Linked DNA regions of Mus musculus: region 1 is linked to region 2. Evidence: chromatin loops called from intact Hi-C (ENCODE). Cell type or tissue: heart. All regions are shown on one strand. Links, peaks and the distances in the headings refer to the core of each region. The heading gives the core; the rest is flanking DNA.

Region 1 (16,609 bases), core at 5,738-13,737, 300 kb before region 2:
ATCACACCTCACACAATAATAGTGGTAGACTTCAACACCCCACTCTCATTAAAGGACATATCATGGAAATAGAAACTAAACAGAGACACAGTGAAACTAACAGAAGTTATAGACCAAATGAATTTAACAAATATCTATAGAACATTTCATCCTAAAACAAAGAATATACCTTCTTCTCAGCACCTCATGGTACCTTCTCCAAAACTGACCATAAAATTGGTCACAAAACGGGCCTCAGAGATACATGAAGATTGAAATAATCCCATGCATCCCATCAGATCACCATGGACTAAGGCTGGTCTTCAATAACAACAAAAACAACAGAAAGTACACATACACATGGAAGCTGAACAACACTCTACTCAATGATAACTTGATCAAGGAAGAAATAAAGAATGAAATTAAAGACTTTTTAGAATTTAATGAAAATAAAGGCACAGTATACCCAAACTTATGGCACACAATAAAAGCAGTGCAAAGAGGAAAACTCATAGATCTGAGTGCCTCCAAAAAGAAATTGGAGAAAGCATACACTAGTAGTTTAACAGCACATCTAGAAGCTCTAGAACAAAAAGCAAATACGCCCAAGAGGAGTAGACAGCAGGAAATAATCAAACTCAGGGCTAAAATCAACCAAGTAGAAACAAAAAGAACTATACAAAAAATCAACCAAACCAGGAGCTGGGTCTTTGAGAAAATCCACAAGACAGATAAACCCTTAGCTAGACCAACAAGAGAGGGCACAAAGACAGTACCAAAGTAACAAAATCAGAAATGAAAAAGGAGATATAACAACAGAAACCGAGGGGAAAAAAAGTCATCAAAAGCCTGTACTCAACAAAACTGGAAAATCTGGATGAAATGGACAATTTTCTAGACAGATATCAAATAACAAAGTTAAATCAGGATCAGATAAACCATCTAAACAGTACCATAACCCCTGAAGAAATAGAAGAAGTCATTAAAAGCCTTCCAACCAAAAAAAAAAAAAAAAGCCCAGGACCAGATGGGTTTAGTGCAGAATTCTATCAGACCTGCAGAGAAGACCTAATTCCAATACTCTTCAAACTATCCCACAAAATAGAAACAGAAGGAACACTGCCCAATTCATTCTCTGAAGCCCCAGTTACATGGGGTATTTTCCCTTGGACATGGAACAGTTCCTGTCTAATCAGGAACTTCTCACATTTTCCTTTCATAGAGGACTTCATAAGAAAAAATTTTCTACTTCTATCATGTTTAATGTTCCAAATAGATTTTTAAAACTGCTTGAGTGCTTTTAGCTTCAGAAGATATCATGTATATTTAATGGGCATTTAACTGTTATAAATTATTTTGATGACTTAAAATAAATGTCAATACTGAGCTGTATATTTAAAAAAACAAAAAGAAAGTAAAAAAGAGAAAAACCATACCAGAAGAGGGCAAGCAGCACAACATTGATCCTGATGTCCCCTCTCTTGTTCATTCCTTACCGTTAGGTAGACTATTTGGACATTACACACTCAAGATAACACATATACGGACCTTCAACATACTTCACCCCTTTATACGTACATATAAAAGCTCTTCTTCATATAATCACCCCTTATGTAACCCACAAAAACAGGAGATCACCCGGCTACTGCCTCCACCTCCAAGTCTATGCCTGGATGGCATCTATTCTTTCTCTCCAAATAATCAATAACCTATGAGCTCATATATGCAGCTGGACATCACTCATGTATCTAATATTCCATCACACCATCCGAAATATGAGCTGCTTCTGGGTTCCTACCTGTATAGGAGTTTTGTCGCACACCAGCTCGCTCGACATTTCTTTCAACGTTAATCTGCCTTCATGTACATGTGTCCTGTGATGCATGTGAGATTTTCCATAGATAACAGATGGTGGATTTCATGGAACATGGCAAGTGAAGAAACCAGATTTGGGTTCACATAAGTGTTTTTTACCACAGTAATAAATTCTGGTTCCCCCAAGATAGCAGGGTTCTTCTAACTTGCTTCCTGGTTTGTGTCTGTTCTGCTTTCCTGTAAAATTGAAAAATTAGGAGGGATGTCCACTGTGTTAAGAAACTGCTTAGCCCCTATTTGTGCTGCTGTGACCGCTATCTAGTTAAAAAAGCTATTGACCATGTAGCATTTTAGTTATCAAGTGAGATTAGCTAGCATCTCTAAGTGGGATACCTTCATAATGAGTTGTTAATGGTTTTCTCTTCCAATGTGACATTTTGGTAGGTCTTCACATGGAATAAATTTATTTCCTTTGTGTCCCCATGTTAAGGGGTCTACTCCTCATATCATTTGCTCAAATCTCCTCTCATCTCTGTTCTTCTAAGGTTTTGATCATCCCAGTAAATCAATCCAGGCCACCCATGCAAACCCATACCTGAAAACATCTCTTACTATAGGTTAAGTGTGCAATGAAAGGTAGCATGCTACCTCAAATTCTGTTTGCTGAAAGAATTTGCACTAGCCATGGTCCATCAAAGTTATCTCTAGTATGATGTATATAGCTACAATGTAACAACTGTTGTAAAAGGTATGTATGTGTGTGTATCTAAAAGTCATGTTTGACTTTATTTTACTTTTCATCAAGTCATTATGAACATCTAAAGAAATTGCCAATGCACATGACAAAGCCAGTTGAAGGGCCTCGTCTTTAGAATTAAGAGCTATGTTTAGCTATGCCCAGACTTCCACATCTCCTAAGACTTTACTTAAATGGCACATTTATGTGCTGTAACACATCTATCTACCAAAATGAGTTATGTACTGGTTACTTCTTGATAACTATATTGTTTTTAGTTTATATTGCATTGGTATTTTTATATGGTATATATGGTATATATTTTTATATAGTATTTTCCACATCATGTTATCTTTCAAGATAATATCAAAGTTATTTCTGGAAATTTACTATACATTGAGTTCTCAATTAAATGATTAATTTACATATACCAATATTAACATGAGCCGTGCACAACTGATACCATTTAATAACAGGTATTGTTTTCTTCATTGTATTTATTTTAAAACACACTTGTATAGTTAGTACTACCAGATAGCAAAGTCAGAACTTAGGCTCAGCTCATCTAACCCTATCGACTCTATTGTATAAAGTATTAAATGCAAGTTTGCATCGGCTGACATGGGATAATTCTGGAAGAAGCTTAGAGTAACTACAGGCCTTTACTTCCTGATCTTAACAAAGAATGGTTCAGAAGAACTCTTTTCTCCAAAAAATAAAAACCTCAACCTCAACTGTTTTCTGTGTCTTAGATGGAGGTTGTCTTGACATGGGTTACAAAGCATTTACTTCCAATCCCAATCCTGGCCATACACTTAGAACAGGCTCTGACGTCTGACATTTAAGCATATGGTTTTTTAATTGTAGTAAACTCGCTGCTTGAGAATAGTTTTGTAAGAAGCAGGGTGATTTTTTAAATAAAGTGCTTTATTGTCCAATAAATTTTGTGTTTCAATGCATGTTTTGTCAGATATTGATAAGCACAGATTGGCATGAACTCACTAAAATGTAGTCTTGGTGTAAGTTGGGAATCCTGAATCCACTTGGACCAACTGGCAGCCTGTGAGGCTTAGCTATTGTCATGGCCTGAATATCCATCCATGTTCCTCTCATGTCCCTGTATTGACAAATCACAGCTAATGAGATGGTATTGAGAGGCAAGGTCCTGAGGTGACAAGGTAACAAAATAATAGAAGACTGAGACTTTCTCTGCTCTTGCCACCATGTGGAGATACAGAAAGCTCATCTATGAAGAACAGCGCTCATCACAATTAACTCTGCTATTGTACCCTTAGCTTCCAGCACAGTGAATTAAATTCTGTTACCTGTAAGTTACCAAGCTGATTTTAGTGGGAAAGGCATACTTAATGAAATCAAGTTCCTATTTCATTGATTGTCAGCCTGGGGCCAGGCTGAGTTAGCATGGCTTTTGAGTTGACTAGGAAATTAGTCAGAAAAGGACAAAGAAGTCACTTTGTTCCAGAGAACCAGAAAATTAAACCCAAGATAGTTTCACTCATTAGAGAGAGTTGGGGGAATCTTCATAAAAAAAAAAAGAGTATATTACGTAATCCCCAAATTCTGCCTGCCGATGGCTGTGACTGACATCTGAGGCCCCCCGGATGCTACCACAAAAGTTTTAAGCCCTCTTTTTCTTTTTTGTAAAGTCATGTTTAAACAGAAATGATGGAGGATCCCGCAATACCTCTCCTGGGCATATATCCAGAAGATGTTCCAACCGGTAAGAAGGACACATGCTCCACTATGTTCATAGCAGCCTTATTTATAATAATCAGAAGCTGGAAAGAACCCAGATGTCCCTCAACAGAAGAATGGATACAGAAAATGTGGTACATTTACAAAATGGAGTACTACTCAGCTATTAAAAAGAATGAATTTATGAAATTCCTAGGCAAATGGATGGACCTGGAGGACATCATCCTGAGTGAGGTAACCCAATCACAAAAGAACTCACACGATATGTACTCACTGATAAGTGGATATTAGTCCAGAAACTTAGAATACCCAAGATATAAGATACAATTTGCAAAACATATGAATCTCAAGAAGAATGAAGACCAAAGTGTGGATACTTTGCCCCTTCTTAGAATTGGGAACAAAACACCCATGGAAGGAGTTACAGAGACAAAGTTTGGAGCAGAAACAAAAGGATGGACCATCTACAGACTGCCATACCCAGGGATCCATCCCATAATCAGCCTCCAAATGCTGACACCATTGCATACACTAGCAAGATTTTGCTGAAAGGACCCAGATATAGCTGTCTCTTGTGAGACTATGCTGGGGCCTAGCAAACACAGAAGTGGATGCTCACAGTCAGCTATTGGATGGATCACAGGGCCCCCAATGGAGGAGCTAGAGGAAGTATCCAAGGAGTTGGGGGGATCTGCAACCCTATAGGTGGAACAACAATATGAACTAACCAGTACCCCCTGGAGCTCGTGTCTCTAGCTGCATATGTATCAGAAGATAGCCTAGTTGGCCATCAGTGGAAAGAGAGGCCCATTGGACATGCAAACTTTATATGCCTCAATACAGGGGAACGCCAGGGCTAAGAAGTGGGAGTGGGTGGGTGGGGGAGTGGGTGGGAGAGGGTGTGGGGACTTTTGAGATAGCATTGGAAATGTAAATGAAATAAATACCTAATTTTAAAAAAATACAAAGCAGAGACGAAGGAAAAAAATGAGTTAAACTTATTCAGGCTTAGTCCACAGTAGAGTTAAGTACATGGTTTTGTATGATTTTTTTTTAAAGATTCATTTTGTATATACATAGTCACTGTCTTCAGACACACCAGAAGAGGGCATCAGATCCCATTATAGATGGTTATGAGCCACCATGTGGTTGCTGGAAATTGAACTCAGGACTTCTGGAAGAGTAGTCAGGACTCTTAGCCACTGAGCCTCATTCCAGCCCTGTTTTATATGATCTTAAGGCATATTTGAAGTGGAAAGTGAAGGATTCTTTGCAAAGTCAGTGTGTTGGATGGCGTTTTGCTAAGGCAAACAAATGAAGGAATGTCTAGCTGAAGTGGATACAGGTGAAAGGCTAAGGCAGACTCACGAAGGAATGTTTCAATGAAGCAGACTCAGGTGAAATGGTATTCTTCAAAAGCAAGCACATGAAAGGATATGTTGCGGCAGACTTGACTCAGTCAGTCCCTCAACCCACAGGAGAATCAGGGTCCTGGTACCCAGATAGGCAAGGAGTCGGCAGAAAGTGACAAACAGACACTGACACAGAGAGTGCTGCATCTGAATGTAATGTCTCAAATCGAGCATCAGACTTAAATTACAGAAGAAAACAAGGAAGTTAGGTGATACATTAAGGTTATCCAGGTACATTGAGGTTACCCAATGCAAAATGACTCTTTACACAGAACAGAGAAATGCATACATAATAGCTGACAGGAGTCAGGCAGTGTTTACAACTGGGATAAAAAGCAGCCCCATCTAAGGTCAGCTTATTCTTAGAAGCCAGGGGCAAGGGCTTTATGCCCTTGCCATAGTTAATCCACCTTCTTTCTAGGCCTTTGTAAATTCCTGTGTATGGGAGTGACTCAGCTGTTATTCTAAGAATTTATTCTAGTTCCTTCTTAGACCACAACCTTCCTACTTCCTAGGCCATTGCAAATTCCTGTAATGGGAGTGACTCGGCTGTTATTCTAGGTGAATTTGTGGGGGCCTTTCTTCTATTAAGTAATGTAGCCTGCCGTACATAACTGTAATAAGAATTCTAAACTTACTTTGCTAAGCTTGCCCTGAAATTTCTAACTCTATATAGTAGATAGTAATGCCTGATTTCTTTCACTATCTCTCTTTCAATACTGGAGGCAATTCGTCTGAATAACTAACATTCTTACTAAATTCCAAGCCCAGGGTCAGCTCAAGGACTGCTTAGGACATTGGTGAAGGCCAGGAAGTAAAGTTCAATGTAACTTAGGTATTTGCCAAATCATTCCTTGGAGGCACCTATAATAAAATAATACTGAAAGAAAGCACACAGATCCATTCTCCAACTGATGTAGGGACAAGTTTGGAGGATTCATGCTACGGGATGCCAAGACTCCAAGGAGACTAAGTTTCTGTGAAACTTTTTGCCTCAGGACGGCATCCAAGCTTTTGGGCCTGCCACACAGACTTCACTGGGGTGGGTGTAGCAACATGTGATGAAGGATTTTTAGCTAATAACATTAATGTATTGGCTAACCTTACATTGTGTACATGAGCTGCATTTGTCAGGACCACATAGAAATAAACTCACCAAAAAACTCCTGGTGGTGTGTTGCAGTTTCTTGCCTACCACTTTCTTGGACTTAGGCCAATTGGCAGAGTCAGATGTCAGTTGAGGCAAGACCCATGGAGAATACGTGATGCATGGTAGCAGTATACTAAGGACTCCTCTGACAGTGACAGAGATTGAGTTTGGCTTACTTGCATAACGAAATGCTTCGTGGTCTTGAGTCTTCACTGATCATCCATTCACTGAGAGAGACACAACAGAGAACTGCTCCTGGCATCCCTCCTGGTCCCTCCTGCTGACTTGTGCTGAGGCTGAGGCCCGGCTGTCTCTGCTAGGTCACGTCACTGCTGCTTATTCATGTTTGCTGTCCTGACTCTATGAAACTGGACTACTAGCATATCCGTGAAGTGTTTGCTTCACCACCTCTGGTGGGTGGTGGCCTAGAAGGGAGGTTAAAGTGTGTAAGAACCATCACTAAAAATAGACATTGAAGGGACACAACATCTGCCCCAACACCGGAAGTAACTGGGACCAGCAGGACCAGAGCACCCAGGAACTATGCCTGACCAGTGGCTTGGGTTCCTTCATGCCTGGGCCGGTACCCTGAGCAGACCTTGGGTGTGAACTCTGCAGCCAGTCCCACAACACCCAGAATAATCTTCACTCCCAGGCACTCTAACACACCCAGGACCACAGGATCCCAGGATCCCAGGAGCTTGGTCCCACCAGGATCTAAGGGTCCCAGAGGCAGCTTGACTCCCAGGAGCTCTGACACACCTAGGTTCTCAGGATCACAGAATCAGAGACAACTGAACTCCAAGGAGTTCTGACATAACCAGGACCACAGGAAGGATATCCAGTCAGATACAGCGAGGGCAGGTAACACTAGAGATAATCAGATGGAGGGAGGCAAGCATAAGTACATAAGCAACAGAAACCAAGGTTACTTGGCATCATCAGAACCTAATTCTCCACCATAGCAAGTCATGGATACACCATCACACTGGAAAAGCAAGATTCGGATCTAAAATCACTTGTAATGATGATGATAGAGGGCTTTAAGAAGGACATAAATAACTCCTTTAAAGAACTAGAGATGAACACAGGTAAACAGCTAGAAGCCATTAATGAGAAAACACAAAAATCCCTTAAAGAATCGCAGGAAAACACAATCAAACAGGCCAAGGAAATGAACAAAACCATTCAGGATATAAAAATGGAAATAGAAACAATAAAGAAATCACAAAGGGAGACAACCCTGGAGTTAGAAAACCTAGGAAAGAGATCAGGAGTCACAGATGCAAGCATCACCAACAAACTACAAGAGATAGAAGAGAGAATCTCAGGAGAAGAAGATACCATAGAAAACATTGACACAACAGTAGGGGGAAAAAAAAAACCCAAAAAGAAAAAAGCTCCTAACACAAAACATCCAGAAAATCCAGGACACAATGAGAAGACCAAACCTAAGGATAATAGGCATAGAAACAAAATTTTCTAGACAGATACCAGGTGCCAAAGTTAAATCAGGATCAGATAAATCATCTAAACTGCCCCATAACCCCTAAAGAAGCAGTCATTAGAAGCAGTCATTAACCCAACCAAAAAAAAAAAAAAAAAAAAACCAAGGACCAGATGGGTTTAGTGCAGAATTCTATCAGACCTGCAAAGAGGACCTAATAGAATACTCTTCAAACTATTTCACAAAATAGAAACAGAAGGAACACTACCCAATTCATTCTACAAAGCCACAGTTACAAGGCGTATTTTCCCTTGGACATGGAACAGTTCCTTAATGACAAGTTCCTCAGGAACTTGTCACAATTTCCTCTCATAGAGAACTTTATAAGAATTTTTTTCCTACTTTTATCATGTTTAATGTTCCAAATATGTTTTAAAAACTGGTTGAGTGCATATTACTTTTAGCTTCAGAAGATATCATGTATATTTAAGAGGCATTTAACTATTATGAATTATTTCGATGACGGTTTAAAAAAAAATCCCTTTTTGTTTTTGCTGCACATAGCAGCTGTTATGTTCCTTCTAATCATCTTTACCGATGATGCAGCAAGACATCTGTGGACTAAGCATGATATGGAGCTCTGGAGAGCAGCATTAGCTTGGACAGAGTGATGGAACAGAGCCATGGACAATAGCATGGCCATACCTCCAAACAGTTTCCATTACGTAGAATAGACATGGCCCTTTCCCCCCAAACAGACAAACACGCTTATATGAACATGACCTTCAGTTAAGAACAGTAATATAGCAATAGTGTAAGGAACCTTGGAGTTCACTCAGAACACCACAAGATGTTTTTAAAAATCAAACACCTCATTCTAACACAGAGTTTCCACTTTTACCTTTCTAAGCCTCCATTTATGTAGCAGAGGATGGCCTTATCTGGCATCAATGGACAGGGAGGCCCTTGGTCCTGTGGAGGCTTGATGCCCCAGCATAGGGAAATGCTAAGGTGGTGAGACAGGAGGGGCTGGCTGGGTTGGGCAATGAGATAGGGGGTTTGTGGAGGAGACACTGGGAAGGGGGAATAACATTTGAAATGTAACTAAATAAGATAACCAATAAAAGAAAAAAGAAAAAAATAAGCATTGGAAAAATTAAAGTTACACATATTATTAACTCCTTTACAAAGCATGGAAAATGTTCAGTCTCTGCAAGCAAGAAGGGGTGTTTTCTGAAACTATGTCACCACACTGTCACACAGTTCATACTCATTGCTGTGTTCTATGGCAGAAAAAAGTTGGCTGTGTGTGGGTACAATGTGCCGTTGTGTGCACTGTGCATGGAAAATATTCTCCATCATTCTTGACAGCTAAAAATGTACTTTCTAGGTGGCTCAATTTTAAAATTAAAATTTTAGATTAGCATTTAGAGCACTTCAGCCATGACTATACACCGAGAACTACAAAAAGAAATAAGGCCATTTTTTTAATTAGATATTGTCACAGGGATATTGTATGACTATTCTGTTCTCTTCCTGCAAATCACTTCTATTTAGAGAAAATATTTCTGTTGTATTGACTAAACTATTTCAAAAATTTGTTTTTAGAGACAGATGTCATATCTATTACCAAGCCCCCCCCCAGCTTTATTTTGCTAGACTAGCTGTCAATCATCTCCTGCTCCTCTCTCTCCCTCCTCTTCTTCCTCTTTCTCCTCCTCCATCACTTATTTTATATACAGATCTACCCTTAATTACTATGGCCTCATTTAGTCCTCTTTCTGACTATTTGTAATTATTTATTCTCCATTATTATTTTGGCATTTGAGATTTGTAGACTGGGTGCCTATTCACACTGTCAGCAGCGACCTTATAAAATGCTTTGACATTGTCTCCTCTGCACAAACGTGGCTTCAGTTGTTCCTTTCCCTGCTCCTTATCCCATTGCTGGGACCAACATTTCTTTACAAAATTCTAATCTCTCCTATGAATAAAGAGCACCATTAAAGAACAATATGGATCTTGGAGGTGTTACTGGAGCCCTTGCTTCTATGGTAAGGGCAAGGATTAAGAGATTGTCGAGACTGAAAGCTGTCATCCTTGAGCTCAAGGGTAGAGGGATAGGAAAGGCAAGCATGCTCTCTTGCACAAGAGCATCATTATTTGGACATAGGGAAGTGGGGGACGGTTATTCAAAGACTGAGGACTCAGAATTCATTACACAGACATTTAAAATTTGGGGCAGGATACCACCTAGACTGAAATGCTTTAGCTCCCCTGAGAGCAAACCAAGACACGTGTGGACTTTATTCGCAGAATGAGACTAGAAGAAGAAAGTATGTCATTAGTACAACTTTATTGGTCACTTTGGTCATGCTGATCTACAAACATGTAGAATTACCACCAGGGGGAGCCCAAGTGTGACAGGGACACTGTCTGAAATGGGAAAGTTCATTCCTGGACAACAAACCAAGCTGAGCTCCAATAAAAATCAAAGTCATCAAAGTCTGTGACGCTTGTAATAGAACAAGTGTCATTTAAACACGTGCAGACAGAGAAACCCATTGCTGAGATGTGGTAAAAACAAAAGATGCACACCATCTGTATATAGTCCTGCATTTCTAACACATGCATGCCATGGGATAAATGGCAGTAAGTGCAGGCTACTCTCTAGGATGGAGATGAGTGATATTCAAATACAAGGTGTCTCTTAGTCCCAAAGTAGAAGCTAATCACTTGCTTGTCAGGTACACTTTAGAAAGCCTCTTTACACTATATGGTCTTCTAAAAACAAAATCAAACACCCACAGAAATAACATGCGCCTTGGATGGCATTGTTCACACGTGTTTACAGGGCACAGCAGGGGTACAGGCAACTGCTCACACCCACCCCAGCTGCTCACACTCCTCTTGGCCTGTTTAAAACTAAGCATCCTAGAAGTGCAAGGAGACCTATGGCTTGTTTTTCTTTTCTTTTTTTTCTTTTCTTTTCTTTTTTTTTTTTCTTACTGATTTTAGACAGCTCACACAGGCTCTCTTCCTAAGAAACACTTTCATGATGGTTATTCTAGTAACAATTCGGTAAGAGTTTTCCAGGATACTTCCAGCTGCTCAAATCATCAACACAAAAAGACAAAATAGAAATATAAGTCACAGTTAAAGTACATTCCTCATGTGTGTGTTTAAGGCAACTAAGAGTAAGCTGGTCCCAGCGTTCACACTCTATACTATGGGGATTTTGAGCTTACAATTTGAAGGACATGTAATTTATTTTTTTCCAGTTTAAAAAAAAAAAAAAAGCAAAACTAAGTTGTTGATTGCAGCCGATGGCCGCTCTGGGGAGACAAAAAAGAAGTAAATAAAATTCAGCCATTGGTGGCAAAACCAGTTCAATCCAGTTTGCTATTTTCAAAAGGTAAGATGACATCCACAGAAAAAAACTTTTCTAACAATTAATAAAGTAAATTCTATGATGATAGTAATTATAATATAGTAATAATAGGGCAAAGATATAATATAAAATAAACATTAGACAATGTACATTTACTTAGTAAGACTTTTGACTTTTAAATGGCTTTTTGCAACAGGTTTTTGTTTCTTAACATCCTTAGAGCACTTTTGGGAAAGAGTAAAATGGGTATACAAAAAACACGTAGTAAAAGGTTACCTTTACTTTAAATAGAGTTCTTGTTTTTTTTTGTTTTTCTTTATGTTTCCCCAGGAGATTTTTAAGTTGTTGTACTGGCTAGTTTTGTGTCAACTTGACACAGCTGGAGTTATCACAGAGCTTCAGTCGAGGAAATGCCTCCATGAGATCCAACTGTAAGGCATTTTCTCAATTAAAGATCAAGGGGGAAAGGCTCCTTGAGGGTGGGACCATGTCTGGGCTGGTAGTCTTGGGTTCTATAAGAGAGCAGGCTGAGCAAGCCAGGGGAAGCAAGCCAGTAAAGAGCATCTCTCCATGGCCTCTGCATCAGCTCCTGCTTCCTGACCTGCTTGAGCTCCAGTCCTGACGTCCTTGGTGATGAACAGCAGTATGGAAGTGTAAGCCGAATAAACCCTTTCCTCCCCAACTTGCTTCTTGGTCATGATGTTTGTGCAGGAATAGACACCCTGACTAAGACAGTTGTTAACCCCGTTTTTTGCTTTAGATTGCTAGAATGGAAACCTGGGAAGTTTACAATTACCAAGACTGGAGGCAATGACAAGCGACTTCTCCCCAGAACCGCCCATGGAGCTCTGCTATGAGAATGTGAACGGATCCTGCATTAAAAGCTCTTACGCACCCTGGCCTCGAGCCATCCTCTATGGGGTCCTCGGTTTGGGAGCCCTGCTGGCAGTGTTTGGGAACTTACTGGTCATCATTGCCATCCTCCACTTTAAACAGCTGCACACGCCTACGAACTTCCTGGTGGCCTCCCTGGCCTGTGCTGACTTCTTGGTGGGGGTGACAGTGATGCCCTTCAGCACGGTGCGTTCTGTGGAGAGCTGCTGGTACTTTGGGGAGAGTTACTGTAAGTTCCACACGTGTTTCGACACCTCCTTCTGTTTTGCGTCTCTGTTTCATTTATGCTGCATCTCCATTGACCGGTACATTGCAGTTACAGATCCACTGACCTATCCGACCAAGTTCACTGTATCGGTTTCTGGACTGTGCATTGCTCTCTCTTGGTTCTTTTCTGTCACATACAGCTTTTCCATCTTTTACACGGGAGCCAATGAGGAAGGGATTGAGGAATTAGTGGTTGCTCTGACCTGTGTGGGAGGCTGCCAGGCTCCACTGAATCAAAATTGGGTTTTACTTTGTTTCCTTTTGTTCTTTCTGCCCACTGTGGTCATGGTGTTTCTATATGGTCGGATATTTTTGGTGGCAAAGTATCAGGCTAGGAAGATAGAGGGTACAGCCAACCAAGCTCAGGCCTCCTCTGAGAGCTATAAGGAAAGAGTAGCCAAAAGAGAGAGGAAGGCTGCCAAGACCTTGGGGATCGCCATGGCTGCATTTCTCGTGTCCTGGCTGCCATACATTATTGATGCGGTTATTGACGCTTACATGAACTTCATAACTCCTGCGTACGTCTATGAGATATTAGTGTGGTGTGTTTACTACAATTCAGCTATGAACCCCTTGATATACGCCTTTTTTTATCCTTGGTTTCGTAAGGCAATAAAACTTATTGTGAGTGGCAAAGTCTTCAGGGCTGATTCATCAACAACTAATCTATTCTCTGAAGAGGCAGGTGCAGGTTAAAACAGTCACAGCAGAGATTTGAAATCTGACTAGGGTTTAAGGTCAGAGGTAAAACTAATCCCTCTAATCTAGCGAGGTCCCATAATCATTCACCCAGCAGGAGATCTTAGGTTCAAAGGCTACTCTGAAGTATTTTCTTCTTAGAGTGCCTGTACATTTTAGGGCTGAGTCACAGGGGACCCATCTGTTAATTTCTTCCAAAGTGGTGTGCTCCTTAATGTCTTTGCTTTGCTCTGAAATTTCTATTAGTTTCTTTGAGTCATTTGAAGGATTCTAATTCCCCCCTCGCCCCTCCCTGTGGTCGGTTTTCCCTCATAATGAGTGTTCGGATATTGACAATAACAAAGACAATGAAGCGCTCACAAACATGGAATTAGCATGCAGGAGACAAAGCCTCCTTTAAGGCATATGTTGCATGAGAAGTAAATATAATTTCAAATTATTTAAACATTCATTTTTAATGTTAAGGGACATTACAGTGCATTAGCACTGAGAACACCTAAGTGACTGAAAAGCATCTAAACGCATGCAAAGGCTCACGTTTCAGGAACCTGGGGGTTGCTCCTTCCTCTTTTCACAGATATAAGTTCACAAGAAACACGTGTGCTTATACTGCATTTTAAAGTGTTAATTCAAATGTGTGTTTTTTTTTTTTTTTAACATTTGTGGTCTTTCTTTGAATCGAAGGGAGTCAAACAGGAAAACCAAAGGTTGTTTTAACACAACAGGAACTCAAACAGATATTTCCTGCAGGAATGTGTCCCACTTTCTAGTCCAGTATATAATCCTCAATCAATGTGAGTTTTAGTTCATTTTGATTAAAATGTGTGTTATGTGTTTCAAGATACAGTGCTGATACATTTTAAGTAGAGCTGAGAGTGTTTAGCAGGAAGAGGAGAAGGGGGACACGAAGCTTCCCAGCTGAGCACTGGGTGTGGTTCAGAAAACAAGAGATCCAAGAGATTGCCTTAAACTGCTGTGCCTTGGTCTCACTCCTAAAGAAGCAACTGAAAGCCGTGTCTGCTAGCCTGTGCGTCAGACACGTCTTTATCCCAACATGGTCTTTCCTTCAGCTGCAAATGGGAACTTCGTACCAACACTTGGAGTAGTAGAGAAAAGAGCCTAGAGACACTGAAAAGCACATAACTAGCCTTTTCATTTTAGGTTTGTGGAGTCCTGAGATCTGCAGGAGTACAATCGGTCCCCACCTGCCACGGAGCCTTCCTGTCCCACATAGCCCCGCATCCCCATCTTTGGGCACCCCCACCCCGGCCCAGGAGGTCACTTAGCCCAGTAGCCCGGTTAAACTTCCTTTTTCTCTTTTAAGTCCAGCAGCACTGGGAACTCCTCCTTAAGCACGTGAGGCATCCCCAGCACCCTGGCCCCGGCCAATGTTGTGCCTTCATCCCAATAGCCCCTATTAGCTTAAATAGCCTCCCTCCCCGCCATTGAACAAGCTGTCTCTCTGATGCTACCTCCGAAGAATGGTGCTCACCATCACTGGAGGTCTCTTTCATCCCCTACTGTCCTGACCTGCTTCCTGCCTCAGCATCCGTCAGCATGATCACTAAGGGTGTGAAGGCAGAGTCTGAACAGCAGACTACTAACCAGATTCTAAATCCTAACCAGATTCAAGTTCTTCCCAGCATCACTAAGTGGGCTTGTTTCTCTACTCTTTATATGCTTCCAAAGGATGTTTTGTTGTTTAAAAAACAAACAAACAAACAAACAAACTTCTGCGTCTGTTTCCCTATGATAAAACACAACCAACCATAAACCTCTGCCAGCCCCACATCAAAATCCTGCAGAGCCATGGATGTGTTCAGACCCAGATCAATGGACGAGGGACGTGAACTTTGCTCTCTGATGGTCCCTATGATCTCAGACATGGAGTTGAACTCAGTCCTTCAGCCTAGTGATCTGTAGCTCTTGGTTTATTTGCTTTGTCCAATAAAATATTCCATACTATTACAGAGAAAACCTAATCCACTTACACCCTGACATAGCTATGGAAATACTAGGCCTCTCATATACAGCAATTATCTAAATACAAGTTTAATTTTATTGGCCAAGTATAAATCTGTTTTAAAGTGTTTCTTAATTCACAATAGCTTTTGTTCATATGTGTTTTCTCTGGTTGCTACTTAAATGGAAACTAAATTATATAGAGCTATGTATATTTTTTTACATGATATTTAAAAGATGTTCAAAGACATATATAAAATATTAGCAATCAGGCAATTCCCATCAGTACCCTTCAATACGGCAACTTTTCCAATAATTTAAGGTTATCAATAGCTTATCAGTAACAAGATATAGTCACAGTAATAGTGGATTGGGGTAGAGAACAGTGATAGAGTTTGCCTAGTAAGTGTGAAGGCACAGTTCTCATGCCTAGCATGGCTAAGGATGGATGAATGAATGAATGAATGAATGAATGAATGATAAGAGTCATCATTCACACCTAGACCTCTAAGAACTACCCATGAGACCAAGCATTGCTGCAGTAGACGTTTCCATTTGTAAGAGAAGCCACACTAAATGCTTCCCTAGCTGGGTGTCATGGCCTCTTTACTTTCCCCATTGAGATGCCATGTTTGTTTTTCTTTCTCTCTTCTGCCTTTGACTCAGTCGTACTTTCACACATTGGAAGGTCAGCCCTAAGCAATCACATTTCTCATACATTTGTATAAAAACAGGGGCAGAACAATACTAGGCATACTAATTTCAACATTAATATATTTTAAAATAGTCATTAAAGGCAACATACACTGCCTCCAGTTATCCTGAAAATTTCCATTAATAACATTTTCATGTGTTGTTATAATTGATTCAGGTTGAAAATAAATGTTATTTTGACATTTATGTACCATGATGCTAACATGTTATCAATGTATATCTCATGTCATATTTTTGTTTAAAAATGGGTAATATCTACTTGTTTAGTAAAAATCTTCAATAAAGATAAGAGACCTTTGGGCTGTGCTTATTCTTGGGTGCTGTGCTTTTCCTAACTCCTCCATTTCTTGTTTATTCTCCCTTCTTATTTGTTTGTGTGTCTCTCTTCCTTTATTTCTTTCTGTCTGTCTGCCTGCCTGCCTGCCTG
Region 2 (16,609 bases), core at 4,883-12,882:
GTAACATCATAGATAATGACTAGGTTTAGGAATATATGTGTACACAAATACATATATACATGCAATAACAATGAAAAGGGGGAACTGGATTGGAAGAGAGTGGGGGGAATATGGGAGGGCTTGGAGATAATAAAGGGAAGGGTGGAACAATGATGTTATAATTTCAAAAATTAGCAAACAAAATATGTGAATCAAATTTGAAAGCATCGTCATAAAATAACTTAGTTACATCTGTATAATAATAAGAATCATAACCCATTTGCATTAAATGCCAATTAAGAATATAATTAAGGGGCTAGAGAGATGGCTCAGCAGTTAAGAGCACTGACTGCTCTTCCAAAGGTTCTGAGTTCAAATCCCAGCAACCACATGGTGGCTCACAACCATCCGTAATGAGATCTGATGCCCTCTTCTGGGGTGACTGAAGACAGCTACAAGGTACTTAAATATAATTAAAAAAATAAATAAATCTAAAAGAAAATTAAAAAATGTAACTTTAAAAAACAAGAATATAATTGAGAAATTCTTGAAATAGGATGAACAAAGGCTGCTCTAAGAAAATGCAGGAGCAGCTCTTTGTCCTCTGCACATCGCTGAGCAATGCCAGCACAAGTACAGACCTCAGTGATCATGAACATGCCCTCTACACAAGGAACAATGGCCAAAGACAGATGGCTGCTCACCCAGTGCTCTTTGTGGTTCTCCTGCAGTCAACAGGGGTGCGCGCGCACACACACACACACACACACACACACACACACACACACGCACACCACCTGAGACATACAGTAAGCCAAGCATCTCTCTTTAACCTACTCTAGCTCACAGCATCTTGTCACTATGCTATCACAGGATGATCTCGTTATTACTTATCTGATTCATATCACAGTATTTACATGCTATGAAATCACAAGGATTTACTATTGGGCAAACATCCTATGGGACTAAACAGCTGAGGCGAGACTGATGATCCCACCCCCACAGCCATCACACCGCAGCTCTTCAGACAACCAAGAAACTTACTATGCACAGCTGAGCATCTCTGGGAAGGTCGGGATGATGCTCATTCCAGCGGAGATGCCATTTACAACCAACACCAACACAAGAAGCCAGAGCTGACTGCAGAGAAACAAGGGGGAAACAAGGCATTAAGTTTTTTTTGTTTGTTTGTTTTTTGTTTTGTTTTGTTTTGTTGGTTTTTCGAGACAGGGTTTCTCTGTATAGCCCTGGCTGTCCTGGAACTCACTTTGTAGACCAGGCTGGTCTCGAACTCAGAAATCTGCCTGCCTCTGCCTCCCAAGTGCTGGGATTAAAGGTGTGCGTCACCACGCCAGGCTCAAGGCATTAGTATTTTAAAAGACACAAACTTAAATATGAGGCGGGCAGGACCCCAGAATCAGCTGCACAAATGGCTGGTCTTCTTCACCTTGTCCCACGGCATTCAGGGAGAACTCACGCTGGAGCCTTAGACTTCTGCTGCAAATGCAGCTCATGTATTACCTGAAGTCACTTCTGGTCACACAACCCACATACATGTGTCACACAACCCACATACATGTGTCACACAGTCCACATACATGTGTCACACAGTCCACATACATGTATCACACAACCCACATACATGTGTCACACAGTCCACATACATGTGTCACACAACCCACATACATGTGTCACACAACCCACATACATGTGTCACACAATCTACATACATGTGTCACACAACCCACATACATGTGTCACACAATCTACATACATGTGTCACACAACCCACATACATGTGTCACACAATCTACATACATGTGTCACAATCCACATACATGTGGTTAGTCATACACACTACACATCTGTAATCACCTGGCCGGCTCACCATAACAAAATCCTCTCAACGCCAATGCTGTTGTTCATCTCATTAAACACAGGAAAGAAGGGGGTGAGGGGGGGCAAAGGAACAGATGAGAAACTGACTGTCACTCAGTGTGGGCTTCATCTAGGTACATGACAGATGTTGTACATTTAATTCTTGTCATGCCTGTATTAGCTTTAGTTCCTTTTAAAAATTGTAATCATATTTCTTTATTTTCGAGGGGAGGTGTGCCGCAGCATGTGTAGAGGTCAGAGGGCAACCAGCGTGAGTCGGGTTCTCTCTTTCCACCTTGTAACTCCTAAAGTTAAGTCCTGGAGAATTAACTCATGGTTCCAGGCTTTGCAGCAAGTATCTTAATATGTTGACCGTGTTGCCGGCCCTGGTTTCTTTCTGTAGACAAGAAAGCTCAGTCTCTTGCAAGTTAAATGATTTGTTCAAGTTCTGCTACTAGTTGACAGGGCCAAAATTCAAATCCAGGTCCAAAAGACTCCAAAGTCACTCTCCTCCTGTGACAGCTTGTCATCCTAGAAGTATGTGGAAAAGCCTAAGGGGCTCATTTCCTTTTGATAAATTTTAATAAAGAAATTATAACAAAATGAGAAACTACTACATGCTAAAAAATGACCTGGAAACAATAAAAGCCTCAGTCCTGCTCTCAGTGAGTGAGAAGAAAGAATTAAAAGTAAACTGTAGGCCGGGCTTGGTGGTGCACGCCTTTAATCCCAGCACTTGGGAGGCAGAGACAGGCGAATTTCTGAGTTTGAGGCCAGCCTAGTCTACAAAGTGAGTTCCAGGACAGCCAGGACTACACAGAGAAACCCTGTCTCAAAAAACAAACAAACAAACAAACAAACAAATAAATAAACTGTATTCTCTTAAGCATCAAGCCAAGGATGCTAGCAATAAATGCTATTCTGAAATTATTCCAAACAACTGTGCAATTGAAACACAGGAGAGGGGAGATAGGATGGTACACACGTATAATCCTAGCATTTGAGAGGAGTCTGGAGGATGCTAAGTTCAAAGCCAGGCTCAGCTAACAAAGCAAACAAACACTTTAGAGATAAGAATGGGTATTTTCTCATCTGATAAAAACTTTAAGATTTGCTTGGAGAACTGCCAATTTCTAGTTTGCTCTGTCAAACCGAGCAAACCATCAAGCACTGTCCTAAGTCAAGGTCATTGTTTAAATAGCAATGCCCACAGTACCAAGCCATTGAAAGTTAAATAATTACTGTTTCTCCAAAAAGCATGGGGGACAAGAAAAGTTACCTTTTGATGTGCAGAAGAGGAACAGGTCCTAAGAGCATGTAGCACCCAGCTGTAATTAAGTTTCCAAAAACCAGAAGCCATTTCCTTAGAGTCTGGTAAAGAAAAAAAAGAAAGAAAAGAATTTTAAGCTTAAACCAAAAGATCCTCTATAATCAAACAATTTTTAAAAACTTACAGTAATAACATTCAAAAATCCAAAACCATTGAAGCAAACAAAGTTATACATTTAAGAGAAAATTGGTAGATGATAAACTTAAGGGCAAGGAGAATATTTTACAAACTGAGCATCGAAGTCCTGTAGGAGGGAAGCACGCTACAGACCTGCACATCATGAACTATTACAAACATCTAAGAACTTGCCTATGGCTTTCTTTTAGAGCAAGGTCTTGAAATATAGCCCTGACTAGCATTGAATTAATAATCTCTTAGTCCTCCTGCCTCCCAGGAGCTGAGTAACTGACATTTGCTAAGGTAACACCTGGCTTAAGGTTATGTCTTCACATTTATCTCCAAAGGCTGTTTTGAAATGCAGTTCAAAGTTCTTTTAATATACTTCCAAATCAAAGTCACTGTTTTTTGTTTTGAAGTTGTGAGGGAGTGGTGGGGATGTGATTTTTTGAAGCAGGGTTTCCCTCTGTAGCCCTGGTTGTCCTGGAACTCCTCTGTAGACCAGGCTGGCCTTGAACTCATAGAGATCCACCCAACTCTGCCTCCCGAGTGCTGGGATTAAAGACACATGCCACCACGCCTAGCCAAAGTCATTGTTGAAATAGTAATCCATACACTGCTAAAACTGTCTTACTCCTCCCCCAGCACCAGTTTGTTCCCAGCACCTAGGTCAGGTGACTCGCAACCCCTAGAAGTCCAGGTTCAGGAGAGCCAATGCCTGCTTCTGGTCTCTGAGGTCACCCACATACATGTGGAATACATATGCACAGACACAGACAAAAATGAAGGCACATCTTTTTTAAAAAAAGAAGGCTTTATGCTTTTGAGACTTGGGTTACTAAGTCAATTCCCGTAATAGATATGTCTTGATAAATGTATGTGAAAAGCTAAAGAGAGAAAAATGTAAAATGTAAGCGGTAAAGCCTCAGAGACGGCCACGGAGATGTGAAGTCTGGTTAACGGTGCTGCCTCTGCATATTAGTCATGAAGACCGAATGGGTTAGGCCAAACTGAGGGAGAACAAAAGGGATTCTTTTCAAGATGGCTACCGAATGGACAATGCGCATTTCCAGGGCCATATTTCAGACTCACTAACTCAGAATTTCCCTGTAACAGTTTCTCCATCTGATCAAGCCCGGATAACTTCTAAGATTCTCCCTTTGTTATTAGGATTGGGGGTTTTTGTTTTATTTTACTTTGTTTCACTTGGGCCATTAAGAAAGCTTAAGCCAGGCTTGTCTTAACAATGGTAGATTGTGATCCTGGCTCAGGAAAGGTTGAAGCAAGAGGACCAAGTTCTAAAACAGCCTGGGCCATATTGTAAGGCCCTCTCTTAAAAGAACAAGTGATCTCATAGTCTAATTGCCATTTGCAGGAGTTTTACCATCAGACTCATTTTCACTGAAATCCTCAACTTGTGCCCACTCTGAGCAGCAACTGAGGCTGGGAGATCCTGGATTCTCTCTCTCAGGTTGAAGGTGTGAGATTTAAGCAATGGAGCTTTGGAATTCTGGGGAGGTAGCTATAGATCTAAACATGCAAAACAACTCAAGAATAATTCGGTCGGTGTACATACAGGCATCTTATCGCTGAGTAGACCAAACAGCGGCGAAGAAATGGCGTAGGATAGAGACAGACCCAGGAAGACCAGGCCCACGTATCCAGTTGACAGACTGAACTGGAAAAGAAATGCCATGTTAAAGTTGAATGCTTCATCTCCCTTTAAAATAAGCATCCCCTTTTCCCTCCTCTGCCTGAGCTCTGCTAACAGAAGTCTATCAGTCACACGCAGTATTCCTGTTGTGGCTAGCTGGCCATGGCTGTGCCTAGGGAACAGTGTGAAAGGGAGAGATTGTAGCTCATTCCGGCTCATGGTTTCAGAGCATCCTGGAGGGGAGGATGCAGGAGAGCAGAGAACTTGCATGGTGGCAGCCAGGAGGCAGACAGAGTACCTGCGCTCTCTGGCTTCCTCCTTTCTTCCCGTGGTTCATCCAGCCCCATCTCTGGGATGATGCTCCAACACTGAGGGCATCCTAATTAGTGCTGTCTGGAAGTAACTTCAAGCCTTACCCAGAGATATATCTTACTAATTTCTTAGATACTTTTCTATCTAGTCAAGCTATCAATCAAGACAACTGGAGCAGGGGCTATTCCAAAAGCTGTTGCCTGTACATGGGATATGTTCTTCTAGCTGGGCTGCCTTGTCTGGCCTCAGTGGGAGAGGATGCGCCTAGCCATGGAGAGACTTGAAGTGTGCCAGGTTGGGGCAGACAGAGGTGGGGGTGGGGAACATAGCCAGAGGAGCCATCACTGGCTCAGAGGAGAAGGGGAGGGGGGAGGGATTGTGGGATTGAAAGATCCCGACAGAAGAATGTAAAAGGTCACAGAAGCCCTGAAATTGGCAAAATAGATTTCATTGTTAGCAGAACTAGCTTCACTGATTTAGAAAAATAGAGGTACACAATGCTCTGGCCGCTCCTCGAACCCGTGTGTCTGACAATTTTCTGACCGTTCCTTGAACCCAGGTGTGTGCCCACTGCTGCACCTCACTGCCTGGTGTTTGTGGTATTGGTTGCTGGGGATAGAGTCGGAAAATCTCCCCAGCAACCACAATCGGGGCCAATCGGAGTTCCTGAACCTGCATTAGACTCCTTCCTTGTTTCCCTCCCATACCCATTTCTTGAGAAATCAATCATTTTAGAATAGACATTGTTTAGATCTGGAAATCCCCTACTCTCCCCTTCTCCTTTTCCCCTTGAGGGCCTATAAAAACTGGGACCCCTTTCCCCTCGGGGTCGACTCCTCTGCCCCTGCGTGGGATATGAGTCGTCCCCAGAGCTCTGGCTTTCCCCGAATAAAGTCTTGTGTGGTTTGCATCAAGCTTGGTCTCTCGTGAGTTCTTGGGGGTCCACTATTATCCCAAGGCCTGAGCGAGGGGCTCCTCTCGGGGTCTTTCAGGATCAGGTAACAGAGAGGGGGACGGTGAGTGGGATCTAAAACGAATAAGTAAAAAAAATTAAATCTAATAAAAATAAAAAAGGAAGAGGTGGGGGGAAGAACAAGGAGACAGGGTAGGGCGCTTTACATGCAGGGGTATATTAATTTTAGGATATATATTAGTACAATATTTTTATATAAGAAACAAAAATGTTTTTTTATAATAAGCAAAAATGTTCGAGACTCTTAAAAAAAAGGTTAGCTTTCATCCAATTCCCTTTAACTTTTCCTTACTTTGTACATGGGTAATACTTTGTTCTGAGGAGGAAAAAAAAATTCCAACCACCAATCAGAATCCTAGAAGTTTTATTTTTGTAGCATTTGATGTTAAACATATTATTTGATTTCTACAAACTAATATTTTTTTATATACACTGTTTCACAAATTTTATGTATACAAAAAAAAAGGTCACACACAGAACTTATTAAAGGATGTTCTTATCCCTCATGGCTTCTATGACCCTCACCTTTCACAGTGAATAAAAGAATAAAATCAGTGACTGCCTTTAAAAGAAAAAGGGTTGGGGGCTGGAGAGATGGCTCAGCGGTTAAGAGCACTGACTGTTCTTCCGAAGGTCCTGAGTTCAAATCCCAGCAACCACATGATGGCTCACAACCATCCGTAATGACATCTGACACCCTCTACTGGTGTGTCTGAAGACAGCTACAGTGTACAGTGTATTTACATATAAATAATAAATAAATATTAAAAAAAGAAAAAAGGATGTTCTTGGATCCTAGCCCTAGGTATGGTTTCAGGAGGGCAGGGTCTGTGCAGAAGACGGTATGTCACTGTGAAAAGCAAGATAGATAATAGGAATCCAGCATTTATGTTTCAGCAACAGAGACTCTTGGTTCCTTCCTCCTAGTCTGTAGTATGAACCATAGTCATCTGATTATATCAAATAGCTAAAGAGAAAGTAAATCAGGGACATCAGGGAGCGGAGGACAACTCACATCAGAAGACCTAGTGACCTAGTGACCCATTGACCTAGTGACCACTCGTAATGCCTCCTTACAACTCACACAATTAGAGAAAAGCTGTCCTAGTTAGGTAGCTAATATGGAAGATGCCTGCACAGACCGCCCAGACCTGGAACAGCATGAGCAAGGTCTTAGGTAGAAGGAGACAGTGTACTGGACTCTAGGAGAAGATTTTTTTCTTAATGGATCAGGCCCCAGATCACAGAGTCGCATCCCTCAAAGAACAACACTGAGGGGCCAGAGCGCAGCTCCCTGTCTCCCTCCTTAGAACAGCTAAGGAGCCTGAGGGCACATAATCAGGGCCAACATGCAGAGCTCGGTGCTTACCTTCTCCATGACAAAGAGAGACAGGGTTGGGTCCAGGAAGCCGAAGCAGGAGCTGAGAGAGATGATCACGAAGGCTAGGAGGCCCATCTTGGGTAAGGTGACAAGTTTCCAGAAGGACTGCTTCCCTGGATCGGACTCTTGGGTTAAAAATAGAAACAGAGATACATCATCGCAATTACCATCTCTTAGCGTTATCTTTTAACTTTCTTTGAGGGCCAAAGCTGGTAAGACTATCTATCTAGTAATAAAAATGAATTGTACAGTTGGGTTGCCCGAAATTAAATAGTATCATCTACATCAGCTTCCAAACTCTTCATCTTTAGAAGGCATGATCAATTTTTATTGAAAAGACTGCCTTTCACCCTGGCGTGGTGACATATACTCAGCATCTCAGCACTTAGGAGGTAGAAGCAGGAGGTTCAGGAATTCATTTCATCCCCCGCTACATAGTGAGTGAAGCCAGCCTGGCTCCGTAAGACTGATCTCAAAAGACAAACAAAACAAAACTCCAAAATAAAAAAAAAATAATAAAAAAAAAGCAAATCTCAGGTTTTCAAACACAAATAGTGTCTGTCCAGTGCAATCAGTGTGTGCCGGGAGGTTTTCACCTTATAATCTAGAAGTAAGGCCTTTTGGATGGGACAGTGGCATGAACAGCCACAGAGAAATCACCATCTGTGCTTCGAGCTCCACCAGGGGTGTGTGTATGTGTGTGTGTGTGTGTGTGTGTGTGTCATGGGAGGGGGGGGTTCCTAATTTTCTTTGTAAAACAAGACCTGGTTACTTTTGTGAGTGCAAACTAAACCCTACATTGAGAGACTGGAAGGCGGTGTGTCACTGTGTGAACGACTTTTATCATTTAAGATCATGTCTCCCAGTCTCCTAACCCAAGTTCATGACTATCTGAGTATCAGCATGGCTATCTGCAATATCTAAATATTCAAAGACTGTGCAAACTTTTGTTATTTTAGGTAATATTCTCAGGGAAATTTTCAGAATACAGAGAATACTGTCATTCAAAAGCGCAACCCTCAAACCAGAGTATGTATTTTACTTTAGAGAGGGTATAGTGCCACCTTGTGGCATAGCCAGGTATTGCCAGCAGGCAGTTGATCTTAGTGGATTTTGAACTTCAATGAATTTGAATTGAAAATTACAAAAGATGGGCTGGAGAGATGGGTTGGCAATTAAGAGCACTCACTTCTCTTTAAGAGGAACAGAGTTCTGTTTACAGTACCCACATCAGGTGGCTCACAACCACCAGTAGCTCCAGCTCCAGGGGCTCCAAAGCCTCTGCACTCATCACACAATTTTTTTTTTAAAGATTTATTTATTTATTTATTTTATTATATGTAAGTACACTGTAGCTGTCTTCAGACACACCAGAAGAGGGAGTCAGATCTCATTACGGATGGTTGTGAGCCACCATGTGGTTGCTGGGATTTGAACTCAGGACCTTCGGAAGAGCAGTCGGGTGCTCTTACCTGTTGAGCCATCTCACCAGCCCCCATCACACAATTTAAAATGGTAAAAATAACCAGGCATGGGGCACATGCCTTTAATCCCAGCAATTGGGAGAGAGAGGTTGTTGGAGTCTAAGTTCAAGGCCATCCTGGTTTACAAGAGTGAGTTGCAGGACAGCCAGACAGGGCTACACACACACACACACACACACACACACACACAGAGAGAGAGAGAGAGAGAGAGAGAGAGAGACAGAGACAGAGACAGAGAGACAGAGACAGAGACAGAGAGAAAACAACAAATAATATAATATTAAAATAAAAATAATTTTAAGGGCTGGTGAGATGGCTAGTGGTTAAGAGTGCCGACTGCTCTTCCAAAGGTCCCGAGTTCAAATCCCAGCAACCACATGGTGGCTCACAACCATCTGTAATGAAATCTGATGCCTTCTTCTGGAGTATCTGAGGACAGCTACAGTGTACTTACATATAATAAATAAATAAATCAAAAAAATTTTTTTAATTATAAAAAAACCTTTTGTTTTAATCTGTTACATTTCTTGCGTATACAGAAAGCATTATCTGTTATAATATATAGCTCAGTAAAGAACACTAGCTGCTCCTACAAAAGACAGAGGTTTAGTTTCCAGTGCCCACATGCCTTCTTTCTGACCTCTGTGAGCACCAGACATGCACACAGTCAAAAACTCACACACAGAAAATGAAATAAGTAAAATGTACCGATTGTTTTAAGTTTTAAAATAAAAGGATGGCTGGGCGTGGTGGTGCAAGCCTTTAATCCCAGCACTCAAGAGGCAGAGGCAGGTGCATCACTGAACTCAAATCCAGCCTGGTCCAGGATGGCCAGGGCTGCACAGAAAAACCCTGTCTTTAAAAAAAAATTATATAATAATAACAATAATAACTGGAAAAATCCAGAAACAACGAGTTTCTAAATTTTAAACAACTTTAATTATAGTAATCGTACTTGTTTTATGCTTTCATTATTATTGCTAATCTCCTTTTACAATTATTTAATTATTTAATGTGTATGTGGTGTTTTGCCTGTATGTCCGTCTGTGCCAGGAACCTGCCATGTGTTCCTGGTGCTTCAGAGGCCGGAAGAGGATGCTCTGTCCTGAGAGCTGAGTTACAGATGGTTGTGAACCACCATGTGGATGCTGGGACTTGAACTCTGTTCCTCTGCAAGTGCAGCTAGTACTCTTAACCGCTGAGCCATCACACCAGCCCCATATTGTTAATCTCTTAACTGTGCCTAATTTTAAATTAAACTTTACCGTAAGTATGTGTGCACACATCAAAACTTAGTAGAAGTGGGCTTGATGTGTGCTCTGGTCTTGTAGTATGTGGCCCACAAAGGAGGTGGGACTATTGTGTAACTCCATAGATCCTCCTGTCACCATGGTGTAAAGCAGGCTCCTCAGATTCTCAGGTTGAGGGTTTTAATGAGAGGCGTGGCATGCCATGACTGTTAGAACAGGACATCAGGGAACAACTGGAGAGCAGATATGGAAATGGGTCAAGGACTCCTAACACACAATGCTAAGTAGCCTAAGTATGGCGGGCCATGGGGGTGGAAGGAATGAGCAGCAGGTATTGAACACAGGATTCTAACTGCTCACAAGTCAAAACAAAAGACAACTTCATTACAGTTGCTGATGGCCCAGGGACTGCTTGTATTTTGATGCTAATTCCACTCTCCAGGGAGGGGCTTAGGACACGAATGAGTCCTCCCCCCTACTTAATTTGTAAAACAAAGGCTAGAGCCTGTGATTGGGCAGGAGAAGAGAAGGTGGAGCTGAAAGTTTGGGCGAGATGGAGGAGAGGGAGAAGAGAGGACGACAGAGGGGGTGGAAGGAAAGTGGAGCAGAAGCCCGTGGCCTGGAGGAACCACAAGCAAATAAGGGGTCTCACAGATGAGGAAGATGGTAGTGTAGCGGCAGATCTGCCCAATCTAGGCATGCAGTTTTATTCATATTAACTGAGTCGTGTTTTCTTTGCGTGGGTTTATTTGGGTTGGAGATTTCCTGTAACATCTATCCTAAAACTTTCAATGGCATTAAAACTTTCAATAACTGTAAGAGTGCACTTATTTAGGAACACTCCAAACTTAATATTATCGACCTTAGGGATTTTTTTAAATTCCAGTTTTAATTAGCCTGTCTTAGCTATCTTTTCTCATTTCCTAATGTAATAAAGAGTTTTTTTTTTCCTTTTGCTACATGAGAATCTAACCCCTTTCTTTTCTTTTCTTTTTTTCTTTTTCTTTCTTTTTTTTTTTTTGAGATTTTTTTTTTTTTTATGTATATGAGGACACTGCAGCTGTCTTCAGACACACACTAGAAGGAGGGCATCAGATTCCATTACAGATGGCTGCTGTGAGCCACCATGTAGTTGCTGGGAATTGAGCCTAGGTCCTCTACAAGAGCATCCAATGCTCTTCACTGCTGACCCATCTCCCCAGGTCTGTTGCTGACTGTTTAGCCATCATACCTGGACATAGCCCAGGATGCTAAACGAAGGGAAAACAACATAAAACAAAACAAACAAACAAAAAACTGATTCCTTACACTTGCAAAGAGGATAAGCACCACCTTGTGGTTTACTGTGGTATTGCCTCGCTGGCTCTGTTCTCCCCAGTTCCCCATAGTAACCTAGCAAGAATACAAGTTGACTACCCTACTAAGAATCAATGCTTACAATGTACATAACCTGGCTAGTAAGTTTCATTTGGACCAAAGGGAACTACCAATGAGCCACAGCTAAGAACCTGATGGCCCAAAGTGTTCTGTGCTCCTTGCCCTGGTTAGCTCCTATCAGTTAACCATGACAGTATGCAGCTGCTTATCACTGTGATTAGTGATTTATGTGGGGATGGAAACTTTGACCCGGAATGATTCCTTTACTGTGCCAGGAACTATTATCTTACTGTGTCCTTGTAACTATTACTGCTCCAGACAAGCAGAAGGCCCACTGGGAAGGAATAATTGGCCTTGACCGGCTACACTGAATGTTTTAGTTTGTTTGAGATGTATCTCAAAGAAACTCACGGAGTGAAAAACAAACGTGTCACTTTGTGCCCAGGATGGCGTGGAACTCACTAAGTACACAAAGTTGACCTAGAACCTAGAGTTGGGAAAGGTAGAGGCAGGAAGATCTCTGGGCGTGTGAGTTCCAGGGTGGGCAGGGCTACATAGTGAGACCGTATTAAAAACAAACCAACAAGCCGAGCGGGGGGGGGGGGGGGGGGGGGGGGGGGGGGTGGTGACACACGCCTTTAATCCCAGCACTTGGGAGGCAGAGGCAGGCAGATTTATGAGTTCAAGGCCATCCTGGTCTACAAAGTGAGTTCCAGGACAGCCAGGGCTACACAGAGAAACCCTGTCTCAACCACCCCATCCCACCCCCACCCCACCCCCCCCCAAAAAAAAAACAACAAAAGAACCTAAAGCCACATTGGCCTAGAACTTATAGGGATCTCACCTTGCTTTTACTGCTTTGTAGACAAAATGTGTTGCCCACAGCAGTTTCTGGTGATTTAGTTCAGCCCAATGGCAATGGCTTGTGAGGAGAAATTAAGTATTTTGATCCTCCTAAAACCTAGAAATTTTTGTGATATGCTTTTATTTATTTATTTGTTTGTTTGTTTGTTTGTTTGAAGATAGGGCCTCATGCAACCTAGGCTGGCCGTAAACTCACCCTATAGCTGAGGTGCTTTAAAGATGAGCACCACCATCGTTCTCTTTGTGTGGAGCTAGAGAGCAAACCTAGGACTTGATGCAAGTAGTCTGCTAATTGAGCTTTATCCCTAGTCCTCTGTAAGCAAAAGTTCTCATGAATTAATTACCCATGTTTTAGGAAAGAGAGCCAGTTTTTGAGGGTGTGGCAAAAGAGGTATCATTGATTACATTAACTAAAAGCCAACATACCGTAATGTATCCTTTACAAAGACATACAAATAAAATAAAAGGTCTAAAGCGAGTATTAAGTTTGAACTTACCATAACTAGGCAAAATGTATAGGTTGAGTGGTATCATCAGCAGGACTATGCACCCCAGAAAAATAAAGGGTACCTCGTAGCCAAAGGATTGATACAAAAGGCCACCTAAAGGGGGGCCTGCTACCAGCCCCAGTCCAGAAAAAACCTCAAGACTTCCCTAAAAGTAAAAAAAAAACAAAAAACAAAAATGAAACGAGGATTTAGCTCATGTATTTTAGATGAAGAATTACTAGTGTCAGGCATGATGACACAGACCTTTAATGTCAGCACTTGGGAAGTAGAGGCAGGTAGATGTCTATGAGTCCCAGGCCAGAAAGGGTGGCATAGTAAGACCCCATCTCAAAATGCCTGGTCCTGTAAACCTAGCTAGCCTCCCTGTGGCTGGTAAGGCCATAGACATGGAAATAGACCCTGGTAACTGCCATTTTCCTAAAGCAGTATAGTTTGTAACCACATTTGAAATATTTGTCCGTACATCCACAGGGAAGTGCACCTCCCACCTTTCATCAAAGACGTTTCTTTTCTAAGCTGCTGGAGCCCATTACAGAAATCTACAACTGGTCAAAATGTAAAATACAACTGGTCACAGGGTGTTCAACACCAACTGATATACATGCACTACAACCCATATACCTACGTCTCAGGGAGCACCAAGGAATAGGGGCAGAAGATGGAAAGAGCCAGAGGCCCAGGACATCTGCGATGAGAGAGTGTCCTCTGCATGAGACAGGGAAGTTGCATCCATGACATCCCAACAATACAGTTACCTGAGGAAGACCAGCATAGTGACTACACTAACTGACTGACGTGCCCGTGGATGGGAGAAATCTCACAGAGCTTTATCCCCAGGTGAGCACTATAGGCAACCAATGGCTGCTAAGAAAGGGAATCAGTATCCTCCAGGGGGAGCCCCGGGTTGGTTATCCAACTGTGGTCAGGGCTGAGCATAGAGACGTATGAGCAACACTAGATGAACTTGGTGGAAGCTGTGTTTACACACACACACACACACACACACACACACACACACACACAAAGCAGTAAACTAAGGAAAAGGAGTGGAAATTATACAAATATATTGTACTCATGTAGAAATTCTCAAAAATGTAAGCAAAAACAGAATTATGAGAGTACTACTTTTAAAAATGTCACTTCACAGTTTATACAGAGAGAGAGAGAGATGTTGGTTCACACACTGATACTATAGCACTGTTTGCAATGTGAAGCAAGGTGCAGTGGCAGACACCTGTGATCTCAGCACCCAAGAGAAAGGTTTCAGGCACCAAAACCAGGAGTTCAAGGTCAACTGTTGAGAGTTCTAGCAAGCCTGGCCTAAATGAGACCCTGTTCTAAACAAAGGAACAAAAGATGCAAATGATGTAAATATTCACTAGCATTTTAATTAACTAGGAGATATCTATGCGGTGTAAGTGTACACAGCCAGTAAAGAGAGAATGGATGGGTTTTATAACTAGATACTGTAGCCACCAATGTGAGTTTATCAGTAAAATTAGTGAGGTGTTAAATAGTGTGAAGAGTATGTCATCAACTGTGCAAAGAAAAGGGGGCTGGAGAGATGGCTCAGCTGTTGAGAACACGGACTACTCTTCCTGAGGTCCTGGGTTCAATTCCCAGTGGCCACATGGTGACTCACAACCATTTGTGATTAGACCCAATGCCCTCTTCTGGTGTGTTGAAGATAGCTACACTGTACTCATATACATAATATAAATAAATCTAGAGAGAGAGAAAGAAAGAAAGAAAGAAAGAAAGAAAGAAAGAAAGGAAGGAAGGAAGGAAGGAAGGAAGGAAGGGAGGGAGGGAAGAGAATCACTCTGCTACTCCATATGCACATGTATGTTTGTACATGTGTGTACATGTGTATGTATGTGCATATGTGTGTGTATACAAATGTACCTATCTGCACGTGTAAAAGTGTGCACATGTACTTGTGTGTACGTGTGCATATGTACCTGTCTGCACGTGTATAAGTGTGCACATGTACTTGTGTGTACGTGTGCATATGTACCTGTCTGCATGTGTATAAGTGTGCACATGTACTTGTGTGTACGTGTGCATATGTACCTGTCTGCACGTGTATAAGTGTGCACATGTACTTGTGTGTACGTGTGCATATGTACCTGTCTGCATGTGTATAAGTGTGCACATGTACTTGTGTGTACGTGTGCATATGTACCTGTCTGCACGTGTATAAGTGTGCACATGTACTTGTGTGTACGTGTGCATATGTACCTGTCTGCATGTGTATAAGTGTGCACATGTACTTGTGTGTACGTGTGCATATGTACCTGTCTGCATGTGTATAAGTGTGCACATGTACTTGTGTGTACGTGTGCATATGTGCCTGTCTGCACGTGTATAAGTGTGCACATGTACTTGTGTGTACGTGTGCATATGTACCTGTCTGCATGTGTATAAGTGTGCACATGTACTTGTGTGTATGTGTGCATATGTACCTGTCTGCATGTGTATAAGTGTGCACATGTACTTGTGTGTACGTGTGCATATGTACCTGTCTGCATGTGTATAAGTGTGCACATGTACTTGTGTGTACGTGTGCATATGTATTCGTATGCATGCGTAGATATGGAATCTTGGGAAGAAGCCGTCTTGGAGTAGCTCGGGCACTGGGTGCCTGGATGGCAGATGTGTGCTTGCAGTCAGAACAGCAATGCGATGTGTCAAACATTTACCATATTCTGTATTCCATTTCATACGTTTCTGATTTTATGCTGCATAAAATTAACTAAAGGTAAAATAAACAAGGCAGTCCTGTGGAAAAGAACCTTAATGTTGAGGAAACTGGAACATTTTAAATCAATCTAGTTTTCTAGGGCTTTAAATACACCCATGGCTTGTTGAATGGAATTAAGCAGTCTATCTAGCCTGTAAAGAAGACACACAATCCAGGTATTTTATTTACAAACTGTAAGCCTAGACTGGGCAGTTTCGGAGCTGTTCTAACTTATGTCCCAGCCATAATGCCCTGTATTACTGCTGTTCTCCTGGCCCTGAGATCATGGCCCATCTCCTCTCCTGGCGGCCTACCCCAGGTCTATCTCCTCTCCTGGCGGCCTCCCCCAGCCTCATGTCCTTTCTTCCCTCTTCTCTCCTCTACCTGCAACCCCCTCGCTCAATCCTCCTGTCCTGCTTCCTCCCTCTACTGCCCAACCACAGGCTCTAACCTTTTATTGACCAGCTAAATTGGGGAACAAGGTTTGCATAGCATCTCTTGGTGTGCCCATGAGGATCTGCTTGTCAGGGGCAACCAGATCTTGAGAGCCAGAATTTAGCATTAGAATACAAGCAGCATCGGACCAACCCACTACAAGGGCTTACAATTTTACAGTCAAAGTCTGCAGAGGCCACACATGATTAAGTAATGTGTGAAACGTGTTGGCCCTGGCTGCAATCTTCCGTGGAAGATTGGGACTGGGGGGATGGGGGAAGGGGGTTAAAGGGGAGGAGTCTACTTCCCCTGCCAATCTCACT

Evidence for each region. Hi-C counts contacts between places; a loop is a spot of excess contacts. Peaks named below come from ENCODE experiments on the same cell type or tissue, not always from the same donor. Only the 100,000 strongest peaks of a DNase experiment are listed, where the experiment ranks them.
Region 1: it touches region 2 in a loop (11-fold over the local background); 9 of 42 quality-filtered maps call a loop at or near these places.

What each region holds. Positions count from the first base shown.
Region 1 is chr10:24,105,382-24,121,990 of GRCm38, reverse strand. Taar9 (trace amine-associated receptor 9) reads left to right here and starts at 12,457. Exons shown (of 1, transcript NM_001010831.1): 1 at 12,457-13,503. The coding sequence starts at 12,457. The coding sequence ends at 13,503. In heart, for the core only: a CTCF peak has its summit at 10,652 (motif pointing right); no DNase peak of the experiment used is centred there.
Region 2 is chr10:23,807,433-23,824,041 of GRCm38, reverse strand. It overlaps Slc18b1 (solute carrier family 18, subfamily B, member 1), which reads right to left. Exons shown (of 14, transcript NM_183116.2): 6 at 13,097-13,253; 7 at 7,613-7,749; 8 at 4,881-4,982; 9 at 3,137-3,228; 10 at 1,024-1,119. Among named protein-coding and RNA genes, the nearest start is that of Slc18b1, 19 kb to the right of the region's middle. In heart, for the core only: CTCF peaks have their summits at 8,700 (motif pointing left) and 11,691 (motif pointing left); no DNase peak of the experiment used is centred there.